Linked DNA regions of Mus musculus: region 1 is linked to region 2. Evidence: chromatin loops called from intact Hi-C (ENCODE). Cell type or tissue: gastrocnemius. All regions are shown on one strand. Links, peaks and the distances in the headings refer to the core of each region. The heading gives the core; the rest is flanking DNA. Region 1 has its middle 23 kb from the start of Vps4b. Region 2 has its middle 73 kb from the start of Zcchc2.

Region 1 (11,425 bases), core at 2,159-10,158, 760 kb before region 2:
TATTAAGGCCTTTCTCCTAAAGACATATGGACCATAGAAGCGCTTGTCACAGGAAACAGCTTCAATGTGAGTGTTCTCCATCCCCTAAAGCATAAACAGAAGCCTCTCTCTGATTTCTGGAGATGTTTCCTCAGTCATAATGATGATGCCTCCTCCTCCATCTCCACCAAGTAGCAGCCTTCCCAAAGTTAATGCAACTTGAAGAAAGGAAGAGTGGAAGGAGGAGAGATAAGGGAACGGTGCGTTGACACTGTCCAAAGCACAGTAACAGGGCCCTTAACACAATCAATCGCATCTTCTCACCTTCAACATCCCACATGAGGTTTGATGAAAAGTAACTTGGGATGCTCAGCAACAGAGGGCATACTTTATAGGATCAATCTTCACAGCACACCGTAGATAACACAGCATGGCTCATGACAATCTTTATAGAAGCAGTAGGATTCTCTCCATGGTACTGCATTGCAGGTTTTCAATAGCTTGGTTGATATGGGGATATCCACAAATTAAAATGTGTACATACATATATTTCTTGTTGTGCTTGCTGAGAGGACCTATGAGAGAAGAAACCTGTGCCAACGAGTAACGAACGTATCAATCTCTACAAAGAGATTCAGAAGAAATGAATAGTGAAGAAACCAGTGAGGTTAAGAACAGATAATCTTCGAAAAGCCAAAAAGTATCTTAAAAAAGAATAGAGGTGAAATGGGGCACAGAAATCATCACACAGATGTTCTCCTCCACCAAGCTGGGACCAACCTGATCATAAAACTCATCACAGACTATGCCGGGGCCTAGCAAACACAGAAGTGGATGCTCACAGTCAGCTATTGGATGGATCACAGGGCCCCCAATGGAGGAGCTAGAGAAAGTACTCAAGGAGCTAAAGGGATCTGCAACCCTATAGGTGGAACAACATTATGAACTAACCAGTACCCCTGAGCTCTTGACTCTAGCTGCATATGTATCAAAAGATGGCCTAGTCGGCCATCACTGCAAAGAGAGGCCCATTGGACTTGCAAACTTTATATGCCCCAGTACAGGGGAACGCCAGGGCCAAAAAGGGGGAGTGGGTGGGTAGGGGATTGGGGCGGGTGGGTATGGGGGACCTTTGGGATAGCATTGAAAATGTAAACGAGGAAAATACCTAATAATAAAAAATAAAAATAAAAAATAAAACTCATCACAATAATAGGTCATTAGCCACTTTTTCAAAGAGGGTGTGCATCCCGCACCATCACCCTCGATCACACGTCACAGCACTCATTATCAGAAATCACAGACTGCCATCTTCCAGATCCAAGCAGAAAGACTTCACAGCTTGTTTTTCACTGGTCTGGTTCTGGTCCTGCCTATCAGTCAGTTACTATTGTCGAGTATATCATCAATAGAGTACATAGTGAAGCTCCTTGAATTCACAGTTCCCTGCAGATAAATGAACTCTCAAATGCCCTTTCAGAAACATTAGGGCAGCAACTCTCACTGTACAGTTGAAGCCACAATCACATAATTTTTTTAAGGCTTATTTTTATTTTAAGTACATTGTAGCTCTCTTCAAACACACCAGAAAAGGGCATCAGATCTCATTACGGGTGATCGTGAGCCAACATGTGGTTGCTGGGATTTGAACTCAGGACCTTGGGAAGAGCAGTCAGTGCTCTTAACCGCTGAGTCATCTCTCCAGCACTCCATAATCACATTATTAATAGGCCACAGGTCTTCATTGATTTCAACATAGCTGTCTTAGTTAGGCTGCCCATTGCTGTGAACAGACACCATGACCAAGGCAACTCTTATAAAGGAAAACATTTCATTGGGGATAGCTTATAGGTTCAGAGGTTCAGTCCATTATCATCAAGGCAAAATCATGGGAGCATCCAGGCAGGCATGGCAGTGGAAAAGGAGCTAAGAGTTCTACATCTAGAAGACTGTCAGCTAGGAGGATCTCAAAGCCTACCCTGATAATGACACTACCTCCAACAAGACCATACCTCCCAACAGTGCCACTTCCTATGAGCCAAGCCTTTTCAAACCACTGTAGTCACTATTTTGAAATTTATTTTCACACATCCATAGTACTGATTTATATTTGCTTAGAATAGAAAATATGGTCTGGAGAGAGGACTTCAGGGCCAGGAGTGATTACTGCTCTCCTAGACAACCTCAGTTTGGTTACCAGCACCCACAGTAAGAAGCATCCAATCACCTGTAACTCCAGCTCCAAGGGATCTGACACAGTCTTCTGGCTGCCATGAACACCTACAGTGTACATACCTACACACAAACACAAACATATACACATAAATAAAAATAAATCTTTTTAAAAGGGAGTTCAAATCATTTTTTATTTATATGTATTTTAATATGGGGGTAAGAAAATATGTCTTCTCATTTAGTTGATGAATAATCATAGGAATTTTAGTTTGCTATATATAATCATTTTTAAATATCATTGAAATATTCCATAATTTAGAATTTTTACATTACCAAAAGGTGTTTTTTCCTAATAAATACCAGTGAGGGTTTGCACCTCTTTTTCTAGGCTGTCGTTCCTCTTTACCCAGTCAAACCTAGCCCCATAAATATCTAAGAAGTTCATTGATTTCCTCACCAGACAAGACATTTGGCTGCGTAATGCAAATGGAATTGGACAGGTTCTCTGCCCAGGGACTGGGCATAGTTCCAAGTAGAGTTTGTTTCCAAAATGGCAACCCTAACAGGCCCCTACATGAGCATCTCAGTAGGCCAGTCTCCAAGAATGAATGCCTCTCTGTTACACAGCGCCCACACTCTATCTTTGGTAAATCTTGAGAGACTCATACTTTGGGGAAAAAAAGGGGAAGAATTATGGGACACTTAAAAATAGTTGATATTTCAGGTCCTTGGCCACTCTAAGTTACTGAATCCTAACCCTGAGGAATAAATTGTGAATACTTGAATCTGTCATCATGGCATGGGCCTTACCTCAGGGATACATTTTATGTTGCAATAAGAGAGAAAAAGCACATAAGCACACATTTTTAGAGATCCATTTACATCTCACAGAACTAAAGCAGAACAACGTAATTCCCAGGAGACTCTTTTAAACTTCCTCTCGGTGATGGCTCCCTAGCTGTTTATTGCCAATGAGTGACATAATTGCTATCTCATTCTGACAGCACTTTCAGAGAAATTACTCAGGTTGGCCCAACAGACAATCAAGACTGGGAACTGGGGGAGAGTGAAGTTCCTGTAAGGTACTGTGTGTTTTTATTGTATTGTCGAGTGTCTAGGCATTTATTCAAAGTTGAAAGAACATTTACTACTCAATAATGAAAGCAAATAATTGTAACCACGCAGGTTTTCAACCTCAATTCCCTTAATTGAATACATGGGAAAAAAAAGAATAGAAATCATTTTAGGCTTGCAATACAAACCATCCACAGGACAGAAGGTAAGTCTTGTTTTGCCCTGAATCCTCCATCTCCCAGCTGGGTTCAGCTCCTGTGCCTTCCAGTTCTGCCTCCCAAGCATTCTAGATGCAATACCCTGGCCCTGACCGTTCCTCTCCCCCATGCTCCCGTCTTCATTCTGAGCAGCTCTAGCTCTCTGTGAACACTCAGAATGGACTGTCTGTATGTGTGTGTAAAACAATAATTGAGGAAGAGGTCATGAACTTTAAAGGGGGTGGGGAATAGAAGAGAGAAGGGAGGTGTGGAAATTATATAAATATGGCATTCTTGTATGAAATTCTAAAAAAATAAATAAAATAAAAGTTACCCTCGTAAGTGTGGAGCGATGGTAACCTGGCATGAAAGTCTATGATGAAATTTGGTAGAGTAGCTTTACTGGCTATTGGCATTCTGTGGCTTGCTTGAAAAGGCACCTACAAACTCCCTAATGTATAATTCCTTTAACTCCTTGCCTATCTCACCTAATTTATAGTTCTTTTAGCACTCATCAGTCCAGTCATAAACCAAGAAAGCAGATGGTTGCAGTTTATCATAGGAGAGTAGTAGGACCAGAAGATGCATGCATTTGTGTAAGCACATGGAAGGAGCAGGCCTGCGGGACAGGAGGAAGGGTGAGAACGTGGAAGAGGCAGGCTGGGAAGGAAAATAGCCAAATCCTTCCCATCCAGAATGAACAGTGAGTAGCTCAGCAGTTCTCAACCTTGCTCATGCTGTGACCTGTAATATAGTTCCTCATATTGTGGTAACCCCCAACCATAAAATTATTTTTGTAGCTACTTCATAACTGCAATTCTGCTACTGTTATGAATTCTAATGTAAATATCTGATATGCGGATATTACTACCCACAGGTTGAGGACTGCTGAAGTAAGTGATGGCTGGAATTTAATTACCCACAGGCAGAAACAGAGCATGTCATTTGGACACATGAAAGTTCTATGGCAACTGGTCAAATGTGATGAAAGACACTCAGAGAAGAGGAGAGGTAGAGAGAAGGAAGCCACACAACTCAGGCGACCCTGAGAAGACTAGGAAAAGCCAAAAGCAATTACCTAAAAGCTTTACTTTGAAGGTGGCAAGGCTGAAGAGATGGCTCAACATTTAAGAGTGTGTGCTTCTCTAACAGAAGACCCAAGTTTCAGCATCTCCATGGGTTGAGGGATGTCATGAAGGGAGGAGTAGGGTAGGGGAAGGGAGAGTGTGAGCAGTTTACCTATAACACCAGCTCAACTCCAGAAGGAGCCTCGGGTCTCTGTGCCCACACATTATAAGTCAAATAAGTCTTCGGAAGTGGTACGATATTCATTCTATGTGGATGGCATACTGTTAAAAAAGAAGCCCTTTTACAGGTGGATGCGTGCAACTACTTTTCCAAATATGACAAGAGCATATTGAACAACCATAGCTGGAAGTCTCCTGCATGTGTAACTTCCAACTTAGTTAAAGTCTACGTCCGGGTTAGTAGACAAAAATAATTCCTACAGTTTCTTTTAATTAGACTCAACAAAAGGCCTTGAGAGAAAAAGATCTTCAAGATCAATAAGAAACATAACTAGCTTCATTATATTTATTTTAATCCACTATATACTTTATTTCATTTATGCAAAGGCTGTGGCTGCTGGCTGCAACCATGGGGAGGCTTTGGAAAGAGAAATGTAGGCCCATCCAGCAGACAGGTACCTGATTCCCAAAGCCATGGTTTTACTCGTGATCACATGCTTCAGTTTCCACAAATGCAATGACTGGCCCAGAACGTGAATGTCTGGGATGTAGCTCAGCAACAGAGCTCCTCTGCAGAATGCAGGAGGCACTGTGTAGTAGTCCAAGCATCATAAAAACAAGAGAAAACAGAAGCTTGACTGCTTAAGACTCTGAGTAGGTAACGTCACACACCTTCCAGATCCATGATTGAACTCTCGCTCCACCAACAATGATACATCAAACTTTAGGTTCTCGGAAGCCAGTGTATCAATGGATGGTGGGCCATTTCTAGCTTGACTTTGGACCAATGTGAAATGTGGATGGTAAGTTGTAAACCTATGAATGGGGTATGCCTTGCACCCTGCCCTTGCTATGCTAAGTTCTACACTGTCCAATATGGTGGCTGCTAGCCCCAGGGACTACTGACCACCTGGATGTGGCTAGTCTTCACTGAGATGGGCCATGTGGAGAAGTCTCTACAGCCTAAGAGTGTAAATAACTTCTCTCTTCTTATTGTGACACAATGTTGGGACGATAATGCTCTGGTAACATTAGGTGAAATTGGGTGAATATCATTGGAATTAGTTTGTCTCACTTGGTTTGTTCTTTTGGCAGTGCTGGGATGCAACCAAGAGCCTTACAAATGCTCTGCAAAAGTCCTACCTCTGAGCTACACTACCAGCTGCTTGGTTTTACTTTTTAAAAATATGTGGTCTTTCCAGGCATGGTGGCTCATGCCTTTAATCCCAGCACTCGGGAGGCAGAGACAGGCGGATTTCTGAGTTCGAGGCCAGCCTGGTCTACAAAGTGAGTTCCAGGACAGCCAGGGCTGTACAGAAAAACCCTGTCTCGAAAAATCAAAAAAAAAAATAAATAAATAATAAAAAATATGTGGCCTTTAGAAAATTTTTAGTTTTAAATTATGCTCATTGTTCATGCTTTTGTCTATGGAACAATGTTGCTCAGTTTCTAATACCACCCAAAGTGCTATGGGCAAGACTTCCCAGCTTGTTTTCCACCTTGAATTTCTGCCCTGCTATTACTAACTCTGACAATTTTTTTATTTTTCTTTCCCTTTTGGTTTTTTGAGATAGTGTTCCTCTGTGTGGCTCTGGGTGTCCTAGACCTTATTTTGCAGATCAGGCTGGACTCAAACTTGGAGATCCACCTGCCTCTACATGCTAAATGATGGCGTTAAAGGCATATTCCACTATACCTCGACAATTTTCAAGGAACCACAACTTAATAGAAAGTTGTAGTTTTGGGGCTGGTGAGATGGCTCAGCGGTTAAGAGCACTGACTGCTCTTCCAAAGGTCCTGAGTTCAAATCCCAGCAACCACATGGTGGCTCACAACCATCCATAACAAAAATCTGATGCCCTCTTCTGGAGTATCTGAAGACAGCTAGAGTGTATACACATATAATAAATAAATAATCTTTAAAAAAAAAAAAGAAAGAAAGAAAATAAAGTTGTAGTTTCTAAATGTCGCCAGTAGATGTCACGAGTACCACACTTGTCTGAAACTGAAAGCAGCCAATTGGCACTGTTTGGACTATGAATTCTGTTTTGAACCAATTTGAGATTGTTCATTGACAGATAAGTGAGCGAAACTGAGAAAATGAAGGTAGTTCGTGGTGAATGAGAGAATGCATTTCTCTAAAGCTTATAGATGAACCCAATGTTGGGAAACTTTTCATAAGCTTGTAAGTCATGAGAGTGAAAATCAATATTTAAGAGATTTTACTTTTTTCTGTAATATTTTTTGAACAATAATTTTTAAAAATAATTTGGGCGCCTCCTTCTGATCTGCAGACACTAATGAATAAAATTACAAATTTTCCTGTTGCTATTATTTATAAAGGAGCTTCACCCTGTCATTTGTATAAAATATTTATAACAAGGGAAGACTTGGTAGTCAATATTTAATGCCCTAATATAGTTAATGGTCTCAATAGCAGTTACTGTTATGAAGTTAATTGTTCCCAGATTCTGGTTCTTTTGGGAACCGTCTTGAAATATTTAGGTCATAGATTTGTTTCCTTTGATAACTTGTTATTACTTAGAGTTCTTGCCCTGCTGTTCTTATAACAAACTGGGGGGACTTGGCACAGAGACTCCCTCATGGGGTATGGTGGTGAGAGAGTCAGATATATCAGGGGTTGTGGGTGGGCATCGGGATAGAGAAGAGGTTATGTGCCCTCAGAGAGTGTTTGGCCAAGTTGATGTCTTGACAGCAGACTTCCACCCTCCAGGGCTCTAAGAGAATGTCTCTTCCGTTTGCAGCAGTCCTGGGATACTGAACTGTTTGTCCCCTTGACTAAGGAAGGGAAGTTTAGAAAAGCAGAAATCAAGCATTCATGACACTTCTCTTTTAAGCATTAGTGCACTTGACCAAGTATCTATCTATCTATCTATCTATCTATCCATCTATCTATCAGTTCTTTTGAGTCTGCAGAGATGGCTCAGTGATTAAGAGCACCGGCTGCTCTTCCAGATAACCAGAGTTTAATTCTCAGCACCCACATATGGCTCACAGTCTTTAAGTCCAGCTTCAGGGATCTGCCACAGTCCTCGGCCATCTGTAGGCACTGCTTGCTTGTAATGCAGACATAACATGGAAGCAGAACACACACACACACACACAAAAGGAAAATAAAAGTTATTTTAAGTTATTTTCAACCAATCACAGACCTATTTCAAAATAACAGCGTTAGGAAACTTACAAAGCCACTACAACTTCATTTATCTCCACATGCACAAGTGAGTTCTTCTAGGATCGATAAAGCAACAGAGATGAGTACGGCCCCACCCTCTATGCCAGATGCAAGTCTGCATGGAGCGGACGGAGAGATGGGTCTCACACTCATGACAAGCTGCTCCCAGTGGCTTCTTGTACTCCTGCCTGCTGCGCACAGCAGCTTCTGCTATTGTGGAGGAAAACAGACCGAGCACGGACCTCTATTCTCACACTCACTGTCCAGCGCACCACTCTGGCTTTTCTTCTCCCTGTGAACCTTAGCAAGGGTGTTCCCAGCAGAGATGAACTTCTGAACTGAGTGAAGGGGGACAAAACAAAAGCAACACTAACATCCTTGAAAGGTCTTCAGGGAGAATCTGCACACGCCCTGCACCTGCACTCCGCGAGCTGAGTCCCTGAGCCCCAGGGCTCATGAGAGCCTCTGAAACTACAGATGCATCCCATCCCACCACACCCGGCTGTTGTTTAGCCTCTCGTGTCTATGTTTTCCTTACCACGCTACCTATCTCTAAAATGGCTTGGTATTTTAAATCGGTCCCTCAAAGCCAAACGTAATTACGGTACTCGAGACCATTGTGCATGGTGGAGATGTGTTTTGGCGTTTATGCTTGACTCCTGGGGAACAGAATAGGAATGAAAGTCTTGGTGATTTCGAAGTGAGACCCAAGGACAGTCTCACTTCAGTGCTTTCAAATTTACTCTTATCTTAAAACAAGATCAGTGATTCCTGCTTTATAAGGTTGCTGCAAAGATGAGAGGCAGTTGGTTGGGTTTGTGGCTGTAATGGATGCTCAGTGAATGGGGGTGGGGACGTTCCACCATTACTTTTACCTCTTTGAAACACTTAATAGCAAGAAATAGCATTTTGTTCCTAACAGAAAAATGAAAACAACTTTACAGCTATGGGCCTAGGGCAGTGATTCTCAACCTTCCTAATGTTGTGACCCTTTAATACCGTCCCTCTGGTTGTGGGGACCCCCACCCATCATATCATTTCATTAGTGCTTCGTAACTGTAATGTTCCTACTGCTACGGATCGTCATGTAAAATTCTGATATGCATGCTGCCTGCTATGAGAACCCCTGGGGGGTCGGGACCCACAGGCTGAGAACCAGCACATCAGTGTGTCTACCACAGCATAGAACCTTCTCTGATAGAGACTGTTGAGCATAAAAGTTTAGGGAGACTTACTCCTGGCCTCTGTTGGAAGAGCTTTGTACTGGCTAGTTTTGTGTCAACTTGACCCATCTGGAGTTATCACAGAGAAAGGAGCTTCAGTTGAGGAAATGCCTCCATGAGATACAACTGTAAGGCATTTTCTCAATTAGTGATCAAGGGGGAAAGGCCCCTGTGGGTGGGACCATCTCTGGGCTGGTAGTCTTGGGTCTATAAGAGAGCAGGCTGAGCAAGCCAGGGGAAGCAAGCCAGTAATGAACATCCCTCCATGGCCTCTGCATCAGCTCCTGCTTCCTGACCTGCTTGAGTTCCAGTCCTGACTTCCTTGGTGATGAACAGCAGTATGGAAGTGTAAGCCGAATAAACCCTTTCCTCCCCAACTTGCTTCTTGGTCATGATGTTTGTGCAGGAATAGAAACCCTGACTAAGACAAGCTTTATTTTACTCAGGTACATGGAACGATGCCTTTGTGGTGTATTGCAGTTAGACCTTGCAGTTATTTCCGACATGTAACACCCATGGGTCCCACGGGTCTTTAGGTCAGTTCCCACAGGCTCTGAGCTAGAGCTATGCTGCTGACTGAATGGGGCTTCTTCAGCTCAGGACTTTCTTCTGTCATAGTTTAGGTTCCTCTTTGTCATCGTGATCCCTGCAGAGCAGGGTCTTAATGCTCTGGGCTTCTGCATTTTTACCGCACTGTGGATTCTGTTGGATGTTTCCTCTTTCTTTTAGTAAAACAGAATAGCACGCATGTGTGTGCCATCTCTTGGTCTCCCAGTTAACAGCACAATTCTCTGAAAATTGTAAAGCTTCCATATTTTGCCAGCGGGGTTTGCTTCTGGGGCTGACTTCTAGCTAAGTGATTTACCCCTCATCAAGCACAGTTCACTCGCTGGTTTGGGAACTAGAATTTCCTGTTGACACTTGCAAGTGGGTGAACCTTTCTAAGAATCTTGTCTTATCACTTTCCCTAAAACCTCCATATCCACGCACTAGTCCTGTTCTCAGAGTTCGTAACCCATTCCTATTGAAAGAAGCCAGCATTGTGCAATAGTGTGTGACAAGAGTGAGCAGTGGTCCAGTGACTCGTGCAGGGATGGGCTGGCTACTCAGAGGAACCAAATCCTGAGCTGCCTTCTCAACAGGAGGGAAGATTCTGCTCTTGCTGAGGCCAAAAGAAAACTGAGTTTTCACATTGCAGCTGAGTTTCGAGGTGGTGTGTCCTTCCAAGCAGACCCCTTCTAATGCTCTAAGAAAGGCTTTGAGCTGTCTAACTGAAGTCTGGATTCAAACCTAGAACTTGAGAATTCTAAGCCTAGAGATAGCCATGTCCTCCACTCCACAGTGAGCAGGCATAGCATATAAAATCACATCACCATTATTTCTAAGATGTAATTGTATTATAATGCCCATGGGTTACATGATCTGTGTACAATGCCCCTCTTTTTTGTTTGAGAAATTTAGAAGGAGCTTGGAGGGTTACATGGCTCTCACGTAATAATCAACCCAGTATACATCTCTTGATTGACATGTTGGCTGCTTGGATCAATTACATGATACTTTACACTCTGTGGTCTTTGAAGAGATCTGGCTTATGAATAAGCTAATGTCTCCATGCCCCTCCAAAGTATATCTCTTGACCTAGATCTGCCATTTTGGGAGCTCTTATGATATCCATTTTCTAGTGTTTCTTACTTGTTCCTGGCACAGAAAAACTGCTTTGTGCTGGGGTAGTTCTTCCCTTAGTAGGGATAGTATACTTTCTCCTTTAAGAGGCAACTTGAACCTTTTGCTTCTAAAAAGCCCCACCATTTAAAAGATAGGCCCACAAACATGAGAACTGAGCACTGCTGTGCTTTTATGCCTTTGTGAATAATGTGGCCTGGCTGTGTGTTTAATAACTATGGATGCCTTGTCAGAGTAATATATAGAAAAAGTTTGTGGTTAACTCTAGAAGCCTGTGTGTGTGTGTGTGTGTGTGTGTGTGTGTGTGTGTGTCTTTGTGTATGTCTGTGTGTGTCTGTGTGTCTGTGTGTGTCTGTGTGTGTATGTGTGTCTGTGTGTGTGTGTGTGTGTGTCTGTGTGTGTGTGTCTGTCTGTGTGTGTATGTCTCTGTGTGTGTGTGAGTGTCTGTGTGTGTGTGTCTGTGTGTGTGTCTGTGTGTGTGTGTGTGTCTGTGTGTGTTACATGTGAATGAACAGGAGCATGGGATCATGATATAGAGACCAGAAGTCAATACCAGGTGACTTCTCTATTGTTTTCCATGTTTCTGAGAGTCTTTCTCTGAACCTGAAGCTTGCCAACTCAGCAAGAGTAGCTGACCAGGAAACTCAAGGG
Region 2 (11,425 bases), core at 1,357-9,356:
AAACCCTTTCCTCTCCAGAAGCCAAACGAGCCCTTTTGATCATGGTGTTTCTTCTCAGCAATAGTTACCCTAAGACAGAGGGTAACACACTCACCACATACCATTCACACTCTTCTTTACAGTAATTACCTATGAAGCTGGAGACAAAAGAAAGTATGTATCGGGCTGAAAGAAAGTGGCTACTTACATGTTCATAGCCATACTAAAAGTAGGTTTGTCTCTTAGACATGTGTATAGGGTATGATGCACAGGTAGAAGTCAGAGGACAACTAGCAGGGGCTAGTTTTCATCTTCCATCATGTAGGCTCAAACTCAGGTTGCCCTTACCCACTGAACCACAGTGCTAGCCCAGAAGCACAGATTTAAATACAAATGTAAAACAGTTCTTTAAGGACTGGGGCTAGTTTAGAGGTAAAATACATACTTAGCACGCATGGGCTCAAACTCCAGTGTACACACACACACACACACCACATACCATACACACTCTTCTTTACAGTAATTACCTATGAAACTGGAGACAAAAGAAAGTATGTATCGGGCTGAAAGAAAGTGGCTACTTACATGTTCATAGCCATACTAAAAATAGGTTTGTCTCTTAGAAAAGGAATCCTTTGAGCAAGCAGTTTTACATTGGGAGACTAAATCTCAAAACAAAGAGGCAGACAACCTCGTTCCCCAGGTCTGTGTCTGTTTCCAGGTGTCCCAAGGGTTTCTCTCAATGTTGGTGTGGAGGAAGAAGAGAACTTGGGGTTCCACTGCTGAAAGAAAAGTACAAGGGTCTGACTCTCCCACAGAGCCCTCCTGGTGTTTTCAAGGTTAGAACTGGGCTTCCTGGCTGGGCGAGGACCCTGAAAGGTAGCCTGGTCCTCGGTTGAGCTAAAGGCTTTGAAGCCCTAGAGACCCTGAGGGGACAGTAGGAGCTTTGCCAGCTCCCAGCACCAGGCCCTTGTCATGTAGACACAATTTCCCATAGATTTGTGGCCATCAGCCACGTAAGGGCAATGCCTCAAGCCCTTCCACACACATATAGATGAGGCATCCCTAACACCTCAGACCAAGATGTAACCACAGGTCATGTAGGCTCAAGACAGAGGTCTCTATGCTAACGAGGTACCTAGAGGCCTGGAGGGTGTAGCCAATAAACTTCTATTCTGAGACATTCCTGCCTGCAAAAGATTATTTAATCTCAGGCCCACTTTGAGAAGTGGGGGTAAGGTTTTACACATATGCTTTCCACCATGGCAATAAATGGTTTGGAACCACAGACTGTCTCTTTTCATTGAGATCAGCTGTGGGGAGCCATAGAGAAGGCCTGCACCTATAGAGCTGCCATCTAGACTCCTGCAGAAGGCCTCTCTGTGCTCCCAGCCATGATCGCCACCAAGCCTGCCGCTGTCTGTCAAGCCAAGGATGCTCCCCATGAAACTAGCCAGAGCTCTCCCTTTTTCCTCCCCGGCCCCAGGCTAGATCCACCCCACAGGCTCCCACTCCATTCTCAGCTCTTTTGCAGCTCCCAGGGGGGCCTGGATGTCCAAGAGCCTGAGAACCAGATGGCCCCTGCCTCGTCACAGGCTGCTGGACCCTGGAACCAGCTCCGGGTGTCCTGCACCTCAGATTGTGCTTCACCACCTCCGAGTGGTGTCCTGGGGCTTCCCTATGGCCCAGTCATGCCCTGTGGCAGAGTGGATGCAGGACCCACAATCCTACAGTCATGGTGGTACATGCTTGTGAGCCTTTAGGAAGCTAAGGGAAGAATACTGATTCAAATCCACACCAGTTTATGCTGCATAGTGAGGCTCTTCTGGCCTGTATAGCTATGCCTTGTCTCAAAAACCAAACAAGCAAGCAAGCAAGCAAACAAACAAACAAACAATTTAGCTTAGGATGTGCTGCTGATGCTGTTGACAAGAAACACTCTGAACAGGAAAGAAGGTGGAGGACAGGGGAGGAGAACCAGAGTTACAGCCTATAGCTAGGGTAGGAACATGGAACCAGGGCAGCTATAGCTCCGGTCAGCTGGCAGAGAGTCACGTTTCCTATGAGTATAAACATGAATAGCCATGACAAAGCAGGCAGTCATTTCTCACTTTGGTGATGAAATGAAAGCCTAGCCTCGGGAATAAAGGGACCATAGGGGTTGTTGTCTGCAGCATGCTAGGACAGGAGTCACACAGATCACGTGCTTACGGCAGTGGTTGCCTATGCAATTCAGAATGGCAAAGACAGCAGGAAAATTTCAAAATCTCAGAAAGGGTCTGACTTGGGCAATTGGGCTTTCTGGCAAACACTCTATTTTTCTCTTTTTTGTGTGCTCATGTGTACATGTGCATGTGCGTGTGCGTGTGTGTGCATATGTGTGTGTGTGTGTGTGTGTGTACATGTGTATGCATGTATGTTTATGTGTGTTCGTGTGTGCATGTGTATGTGTGTATCTGCTCATGTGTGTGCATGTGTGTGCATGTGCATGCCCATGAATGTGTTTGTGTGTTTGTATGTTGTTGTTCATGTGTATGTGTGTAGTGTTCATAGGTGTATGTGCTCATGTGTGTGCCTGTGTGTGTGTGTACTTGTTTGTATTTTATACATGTGGGGGACAGAGGTTAGTATAGGGTGTCTTCTATCACTCTCCGCTGGATCTTTTGAGGCAAAGTCTCTCATTGAATCTGGAGCTCAGTGGCTCAGCTGGACTGGCAGTACATGCCTGTCCCTGTCTTCCCAGCCCTGGGTTACAAACACATGTGTGTTGCTTTTTATGTGGCTAGGGATCCAAACTCAAGCACTTCTCCCACTGAGCCATCTCCTAGCCCATCTGTCTTTCTCTTTCTGGTTTTCTTTCCCATGTTCGTGGCTTCCACTTCTCTGTTACCTCATGTTTGAGCACCTCTCCTGTCTTTCTTTTTCCTCCTCACATCTCTGTTCTGTCTCCTTCCTGTTTTTCAGTGCAGTTTTTCCTGGTTATAAATATACAGTTATGGTTCTTGGAGCCTAATGATGTTCCGGCAAAAACACAAACCAGAAACAGAGAAACCGACCACAGCCCAAACCCCACCCTGGCTCTCAGACCCCACAGCTGCACTCTCAGGCTGCTGCCGCCCAACAGCTGCTTCCGATCTCTCTCGGTTCACACTTCTCCAGACGACATCTCCTAATATCAAAGACACTGCCAGCTGTCAAAATAAGCTCTCATCTTTTCATATATGAGACAATTACTGCTGAAAACCGATTATGCAAACATAAACAAGCCAAGGGAAGGAAGGGAGATTGCTGGGCTGCCCACCCCTCCCAGTCCATCCTCTCTACTGAAGCCAGGACTAAAATGACCTCTTTAGAGTCTTTAGAGCAGCAACTGGGAAGCACACCCTTCTAGACAAACTCCCAGCAAAGGAAAACAGAAAAGGGGATAAAGGAGTTTGATCTCTGGGCAAAGTGTTTAAGACAAAAGATTGACAGGACCTAAAAATTATTCTTCTCTCTTCCTCCTTCCTCCTCCCCTTCCTCCCTCCCCCTCCTCCCTCCCTCCTTCTCTCCATCATAACAATACATAATAAGCATAGAAAAAAAAAAGCAAAGTGAATTTCTAACAAGATCAGGATGAAACAGCCAGGGGCCCCAGGAAGATTAAGTACGGTGACCTTCTTGGGCATTTACAAGAGTCCTACTCACACACACACACACACACACACACACACACACACGCACATGCACATTAGACTTGAGCTGGACCTCAAACTAGAGTTTCTGTTAATCATCCTAAATAAACCAGTTAAATTTGTTCTGCCTTTGTATGCCTAGTTATTAGGTGAGGATCCTAAAATTGACTGGAAGTTTGTTTTGAGGATCATGGTTAGGAAGCAGGGTGAAGCCTGAGAGAGCCCTCAGTTGAAGGTGTGTTATCAAGTGTAAGAGTCGGTCCTTTCCAAATTGCTGAAGTGCTCGGATTTATTTTTAAATGTCATCAAATTTCCTATAACACAAAGACAGTCTATAGTGTGTGAAGATTCTGTCCCACTCAAATGGCTGTGCTTAAACCTGCTAGCCCACAGTCAAGCATCAGTAGCAATATCAGATCAAAGGAGGAAAAGCCCACAGCTGGCAGGCTCTCAAGGCTGCCCTACCAACAGGAAGGCCAGCCTGTATTGCTGGCAGTTAAGACCTGGGACTTGGATCTTTGGAGCCCAGTTGTTAATCATAAGAGCTGATATTTTGAAAGAGTGTGTCAACCTAGATGCACAGGGAAGCCAAAGCATTCAGCCAGCATACAGGGAGGTGGGAAGTGATGGGCGGTCCGCAGAGATACTGTCCAGGCTATATCATCATTAAAGTTGACAGCCTAACAAAAAGGCTCTGTCACAATAATCAGAGGTTGCAGGGACAATTGATCCTTCAATTAATGATGAACCTGAACAGGTCTGGAAAGCCAGTTTGTTCTCCTTGTGAGCTGACATGTGCCACAACTTGACAGACAGTGGAAGCTCCAGAAATCACACTGAGGTCACACGAGGACTTTCAAATTCTACCGTTGCCTACAGGCAGGAAGTGTAATAATGGTGGCGGTGCATATGGGAGTCTAGGGTGGGGTTTAGAACTAGTTGGTGACAAGCCAATGACAGAAATAGCATTATTCCTGCCATCATTGGAATGTCCAGGGTAAATGGAGGAGGAGTCTTTCCTGCTCAGGCAGAGATCTGGTTCTTGCTTTACAGTTGTAGAGAATCAGATAACAACTACTTAGTGTCTGATTGTAGAATGGAGAAAAATATAGAAGGGATCTTACCATGTGGGCAGAAAGATTTTATAAAAGATTTTGAGCAAGTGGTGTGCACAGTGTTACTTTCTACTGTGTCTGGACAAGAACTAAAGGGACCTTTGAACAAAGCCTCCCAGCCTCGTGTTTCCACCTCAGGTGGGAGCATATTTAAAAGTGTGTGCTAGGGGACATGCCCACAGAGTGTCTCAGGTCCATGTGTTTGCTGAGCGAGCAAGCTGTCTCCACATTTAGCCTCAGCACCTCATCCATGAAACATCCTCCTGACAGCTGATTAGAACAGTTGGCTGGAACAGTAGTGACCTGCTCCAGACAGCAGACAAGATGGTCCCCGGGATGTGCTGAATTGTAATATTAGCCCCACCTACCCCATGTTGAAAGTGTAATCCATACATTCTGTAAGACTTATCTAAAAATAGGAAACATTCCCTTACGGATTCCAAAGGCACTCTGCTCCAGGTGACCCTTCATCTGGGACCTCCAGCTTCCAAAACTAGGGGACTTGACTCTCTTGTTTTCAGCCACTGAGCCTGTAGCAATTTGTTCTGGCAGTCCTGAGCGATTTGTTCAGTCACCCAGAGAAAGGGAGCTGATTCCAGAAGCTGAGTTAGAATTGTTAGGAGTTAAATTGTATCCCTCCAAGTTTCTATGTAGAAGTGATAACCCCCAGGACCTCAAATGTAGACATATTTGGAAATAGCTATTACAGATGAAATATGAATGCAATCCTAATTTTTTTTAAAGGAATATAGCCAAGCACAGTGAAAGGAGCAGGCAAGTCTGTGGTGTGCCTGTCTGGATGCAGCAGGGCTCTCAGCTGGGCAGAGAAAGAGGTCCTTCTTGATTGCTCTGGAAAAGTGGCTGCCAAGCAGGCTGCTGAGTCCTTGGCACAACCTGACAGTGTGCAGAGCCCTCAGCATGACCTGACAGTGTGCTGTTCCTGAAGGGGTCCTTAAAACGCACCCCCAACCCCTTTTTTTTTTTTTTTTTTTTTTTTTTTTTGAGACAGGGTTTCTCTGTATAGCCCTGGCTGTCCTGGAACTCACTCTGTAGATCAGGTTGGCCTTGAACTCTGCCTCCCAAGTGCCGGGATTAAAGGCGTGTGCCACCAATGCCCGGCCTGCACCTCCCTTCTGAAGTAAGTTAATATACCCACTCTGAGCCCACTCTGAGCCGAAGATGCCGTTCAGTTGATATCATGCTTGCCCGGCACACACAAAGCCCTGAGATCAATGCAGTTAAGTAAATACTGCACAGACTAGAAGTGTGGCCTGCACTATGGCAAGAAGGGCAAGAGGGGTAAAGTCATCCTTGACTACAGTGTTAGCGGGACCAGCCTGGGATGTAGGAGACCGCCAAAAGATGCTGATTTTGAAAGGGGTGTAACTAGAGTAAATAATTCTGACTAAATTGGTATAGAAAATTATGATATTCTATGTGAGAACAGGCAGTCTAATATTCCAGCCACTGCCCAGGAATTGGCCTTCTGTTGTGCTTATAACAGAAGAGTCATGGGTTCGTAGCATATTGGTCCAGGACACACTGCTGACTGCACAAGGAGTGATTGGTCACTCCCTAGTCTTCTTACTACCAGAAAGATTAGGAAAGTGTCTACTGTGGCTTCTATATAGGGACCTTCTAAGTTTCAGAGCTGAAAGGGGGAGGCCGAAGGGAAAGGAAGAAGGGCAACAGAGAAGAACAGAGCTGGAACCGAAGCCTGGACCTCAGTGGCATTAAATTAAAACACAGTGGCAGGCTCCTGTGAGCAGAGAAAGGGCATTTCTGCTGGGCCACAGTCAAGGCTCTGCTTCCCCCAAGGGATGTTTGCTACCAGACTTTGCAGAGATCCCTGCAACCTTCTAGAACTGCTCACGATCCCTGTGGGCAACCCCTCTGTGCAGCAAGCCCAGGACCAGAGTGCTTTAGAGGACGGTCATAGAGTTTACAGCAGATGCTAGTCTGGAAGGGAGGCCTCCAGGGGCCTCAGGTCTCTGTTTTTTTTAAGTTGTTTGAAAGGGTAGGTATTAGGGTGACATGAAGAGATCTGAGTTTCCCAGGAGTTCAGGTTGTGCGGTCTGGGGTTTTGACACAGAGCAGAGGTTCTAAATGATAACTATTCTTGTTAGTTGCTCCAGAATCTACAGAGGAGGCTGAAAACCTTGAGAATGAGAAAGAACAAGAGGAAAGTAAGATGGAGTCACTGATGACAACTGCCTGTTGCCATAGTGACAGATAATTGTCCTTGGAGCTCTGGTTCACTTAGACTACTTCCTTTCTTCTCTGTTAACAGGCCTAAGCAAGCACTTGTATTTGGGGATGTTGGTTCCCATGGAGAGTAGAAAAGAGCTAAGGCATCCCTGCTAGGGCCGTTCTATATGAGTTGGGGCAGGGCAGAAACACCAGATCCATCTTGGATCAATCTTAGGACTTATGTTAGATGTCTACAGAAGAGAGCCTGTGGAGCTGCCCAGACAGGGCTCATTAGTAGGCAAGATGACCTATTTATGTGCAGGAAGCAATATGCACTTTGAGGAGCCCTAAGGAGGAACTGGTCAGCACACAGTCAGGCCATATCCTGGCTTCCAATTTGGTGCTCTTTCTATCCCCCCACCCTCCCCCAGTGGGAATTGACTGATGTGATTGGTCTTCTGTTGTTACCCTAGAGGAGTCTGTGGCCCTTAGGCAGTGATGAGAGTTCGCAGGTGTTGACACCAAAGGCCTAAAAGATACAAACCTTTTTATGAGGTAGGAAATCCTAGATAACACAGTTTTCTGTGATTACCCCTGGGGTAGACCATAGGCCTGCTGAGCTGTGGAGTCCTGATGGTCATAAAGGACAGAAGAAGAAAAAAAGAACAATGTATTTTGGTTGTCATGGCAATATTTGATCAGCTGTTACAAGAACAAGTCAAGTGGGATGAACCCATCTGTAAGCAGAAATAGAAAGAAAAGGCGGGAGGAAAGTCACAGCTGTGGCTTTAGCAAGCGTGGGAAAGTCCCCTGCTTCTGTATTTAAGATGCTAAGAAAGAAGATTGAAATGAGTTTTGATCGGACCCAGGCTTGTCAGTGGCAGGGACACTTACCCACCCCATGCAAGGCCCTGACCTCCACCCTAACTCTGAATATAAAAAGAAGGAAGGTTGGATATAAAAATAATGTTGAATGGCAAGGACTCAGAAGTTCAGGAAGGCATCTTAAGTGGGCACTGATGTTAAGCCTTGGCAGCAAGATCAGATGAGGAAAAGGGTTTCTGGACTGGCTTAGCTGGTAGAGTTCTTGCTTAGCATGCTTGGAACCCGAGATTAGACCCTCAGCACTACAACTACCTGGCATAGGCCTGTAACCACAGCACCAATTAGTAGGATCAGGAGTTTACTCAACCACAGAGGGGTTTGAGGCCAGTGTGGTATACAGGATCTTTCAAAATAAACAACCTAGCTGGGCATTGTGGTGCACATCTTTAGTTCTAGCACTTGGAAGGCAGAGGCAAGTATGCTGGCATCAGGACCTCCCAAATCTATGACATTACATAGGCAACAGCACGACCTGAGACCTGCAGACCAGTCTCAAGAGCAATAGGCACCATATTCCCAACATCCACTTGGCTCATCTCCCACCTTTACCTGTGTTATATCATTCTCCATATAAATAAGGAGATCACCCCTCCCTCTCTCTCTCTCTCTCTCTCTCTCTCTTCCCCTCTTCTCTTTCTGCCACTACCTTGTCTCTCCCTTCCAATAAAACCTCTTCCACGTGGAACTGTCTTGGCCTAGTGTGCTGTTGAGACTCGACCCACCATTCTAACACATCAAGGCAGATCTCTGACTTCAAGACCAGACTGGTCTACAGAGCAAGCTCCAGGACACCCAGGGCTACACAGAGAAACCCTGTCTCTAAAACCAAACAAAATCAACCAACAATCAAAAACCAAGAGAGAGAGAGAGAGAGAGACAAAGACAGAGAGAGACAGAGACAGATAGACAGAGACAGAGACAGAGACAGAGAGACAGAGAAAAGCAAAGAAACAACCATTCTCCAGCAGCTATTTCCTATAGCCCAAGGTATCACTACAGAGAGAGCAGACTTTTCAAGAGAAAAGGTAAAGCAGTATAGAATCTACATGTAGAAAAGATTGTTTTTTTAATTCATATTTATGTGTTTGAGAGTGTGTCTGAGTGCCTGTGGATGCCAGAAGAGGTCATCTGACCCTTGGAGCTGGAATTACTGGAGATTGTGAGCCACCTACTGTAGGCTCTGGGAATCAAACTTGGATCCTCTAGAACAGCAAGCACTCTGAACTACTGAGCCATCTTTCCGCCTTCTAGGATTCCTGACCAGAAACAAACACATAAGAAACTTATTAGATTTCTGCAACAATTATTGTTAGAGAAATCAGGAAGTTAACCTCATCTTTCTCAAATTTTTGATTGAGGCAGACTTAGCATGAAGCTTTGGATACACTATCCAGGAAAGAAGTTCACAAACCTAGAATGTGCTAAGGAGAAACCCATCCCCAGGGAAGACTTGCAGACTTCCAAGGGCTCACAGAAAACAGATGCGGGGGCCTGAGGCAGACAGGTCACAGAGGGCTGTGGCTTTGCGACTGTACTGGCAGGATGAGATTGTTCTAGAGACAACTGTGTCATGGTCCCTTAACTGAAACATTGGAATCCAAGGAGCTTGAATTTCACCAAGTCCACTATGGGGGATTGGGGGAAAGAAGGGAAAGGCAGATGCCTGTTACCAACCGGAAGAGGAACTTACCCCCCCCCCCCCCAACACACACCCCAGGAAGAGATTCTGCAGTGTTTTGATAATGTATTAGACTACCTTGTAGGGCAGACTAGCCCAGAGATGGTGAGCCAATGACAGACAGGGCTGCCTAGCCCAGCACTGCTTAGCATTTGGCTGTATTTAAAAGAAAGCTCCACTCTCTCTGTTACCCTAGGTTCAGGATCCTCTTTAGTGCTAAGTCAGAACACCAGCTGCAGCTTCTTCTCTGCCCTGTCCATGTCTCCTGTGGATCCCAGAGACTACAACCCTCTCCCCCACTTCCCCCACCTTCCCTCCTGTCTCATTGCTGTGTCCCAGCCCCCAACTCAGGAGAACACCCCCTGCTCAACCACAGGCCATGCCTGCCAGAAGACCAGGTAGGCTGCCCTTGTCCATGCCTCCTGTGGATCCCTCAGGATCAATGAGACAGAGGTGGGTTTTTGAGAAAATCAACAAGCTAGACAAACCCTTATCCAAACTAACCAGAAGACAGAGAGAGAATATCCAAATTAGTAAAATCAGAAATGAAAAGGGCAACATAACAACAGATACTGAGGAAACTGAGAGACTCATGAGGACATATCTTTAAAACCTGTACTCCATAAAATTGGAAAATCTAAAAGAAATGGATAATTTTTCTCACTAGGTACCACTTACCAAAGTTAAATCAAGATCACATAAACAAATTAAACAGACCTGTAACCCCTAGTGAAATAGAAGTAGTCACTAAAAGTTTCCCAACCAAAAAATGCCCAAGGTTAAATACTTTTACTGCAGAATTTGGCCAGACATTCAAAGAAGAGTTAACACCAATACTCTTCAGAGTATTCCACGAAATAGAAACAGAAGGTGAGAGGAATGTGACAGTCTGACTTCATGACAGGATTCAAATTGGCAGTTAGGGAGACTAGGCCTAAGTCCAGGCATGCCCAGGCAAGTCAATTACTAATAGAAAAAAAAACCCCGGGCTCCAGCCTTCACACCTCAACAATGGCTCTAGAATGCCTGGAGATAGAGTAAGATAAAGCCCATCTACCCTGGAATTCCAAAGTGCTTTAAAACAGGCGTGCTAGCTCCCTTTGGTTGTCTCTCTGTTTTGTCATGAGGAACGCCAGTATGCTGGACTTCTGCAGAATGAAACGCTCCTGGCCTTTGCATACTATTTGAGTTTCAGGTATCATTCTTTGGTGAACAATGGACCCTTACAAGGGAACACTGCCAACCTCATTCTATGAGCCCACAGTCACCTTGACACCCAAACCACACAGAGACTGAACAAAGAAAGAGAATTTCAGACCAATTTTCCTTTTCAACATAGATGTAAACTACTCAATAAAATACTCATAAAACCAAATCCAAGAGCACATCAAAAAGAACATCTACCACGAACAGGTAGGCTTCATTCCAGAGATGCAGGGATGACACAGTACAAAAATCAGTAAATGTAACCCATCATTAAATAAGCTGAAGAGAAAAAAAAAAAAAAAAACATGATCATCTCATTAGATGCTGAAAAAGCATTTGACAAAATCTAACACCCTTTCAGGATAGAAGTACTGGAGAGATTAGGAATACAAGGCACATACCTAAAAACACAATAAAGGCAATTTACAGCAAGCCTATAGCCAACATGAAATTAAGTGGAGAGAAACTCAAAGCAGTTCCACTAAAATCAGGAACAAGACAAGGCTGTCTGCTTTCTCCCCATTTATTCAGTATAATTCTTGAAGTTTTAGCTAGAGAAAGACAACTGAAGGAGATCAAGTAAAATACAAACTGGAAAGGAAGAAGTAAAAACCACTATTCATTGATGATATGATAGTATACATAAGCGACCCCCAAAATTCCACTAGGGATCTCCTATAGCTGATGAACACTATCAG

What was found. Hi-C counts contacts between places; a loop is a spot of excess contacts. Peaks named below come from ENCODE experiments on the same cell type or tissue, not always from the same donor. Only the 100,000 strongest peaks of a DNase experiment are listed, where the experiment ranks them.
Region 1: a loop joins it to region 2, with 2.2 times the contacts of the local background. A loop is called at or near these places in 4 of 42 quality-filtered maps.

Annotation. Positions count from the first base shown.
Region 1 is chr1:106,813,798-106,825,222 of GRCm38, reverse strand. No RefSeq gene overlaps it. Among named protein-coding and RNA genes, the nearest start is that of Vps4b, 23 kb to the right of the region's middle. In gastrocnemius, for the core only: a CTCF peak has its summit at 6,657 (motif pointing right); a DNase peak (open chromatin) is centred at 2,687.
Region 2 is chr1:106,057,639-106,069,063 of GRCm38, reverse strand. No RefSeq gene overlaps it. Among named protein-coding and RNA genes, the nearest start is that of Zcchc2, 73 kb to the right of the region's middle. In gastrocnemius, for the core only: no CTCF peak of the experiment used is centred there; DNase peaks (open chromatin) are centred at 4,524, 5,017, 5,270, 5,630 and 2 more places; H3K27ac peaks cover 244 bases.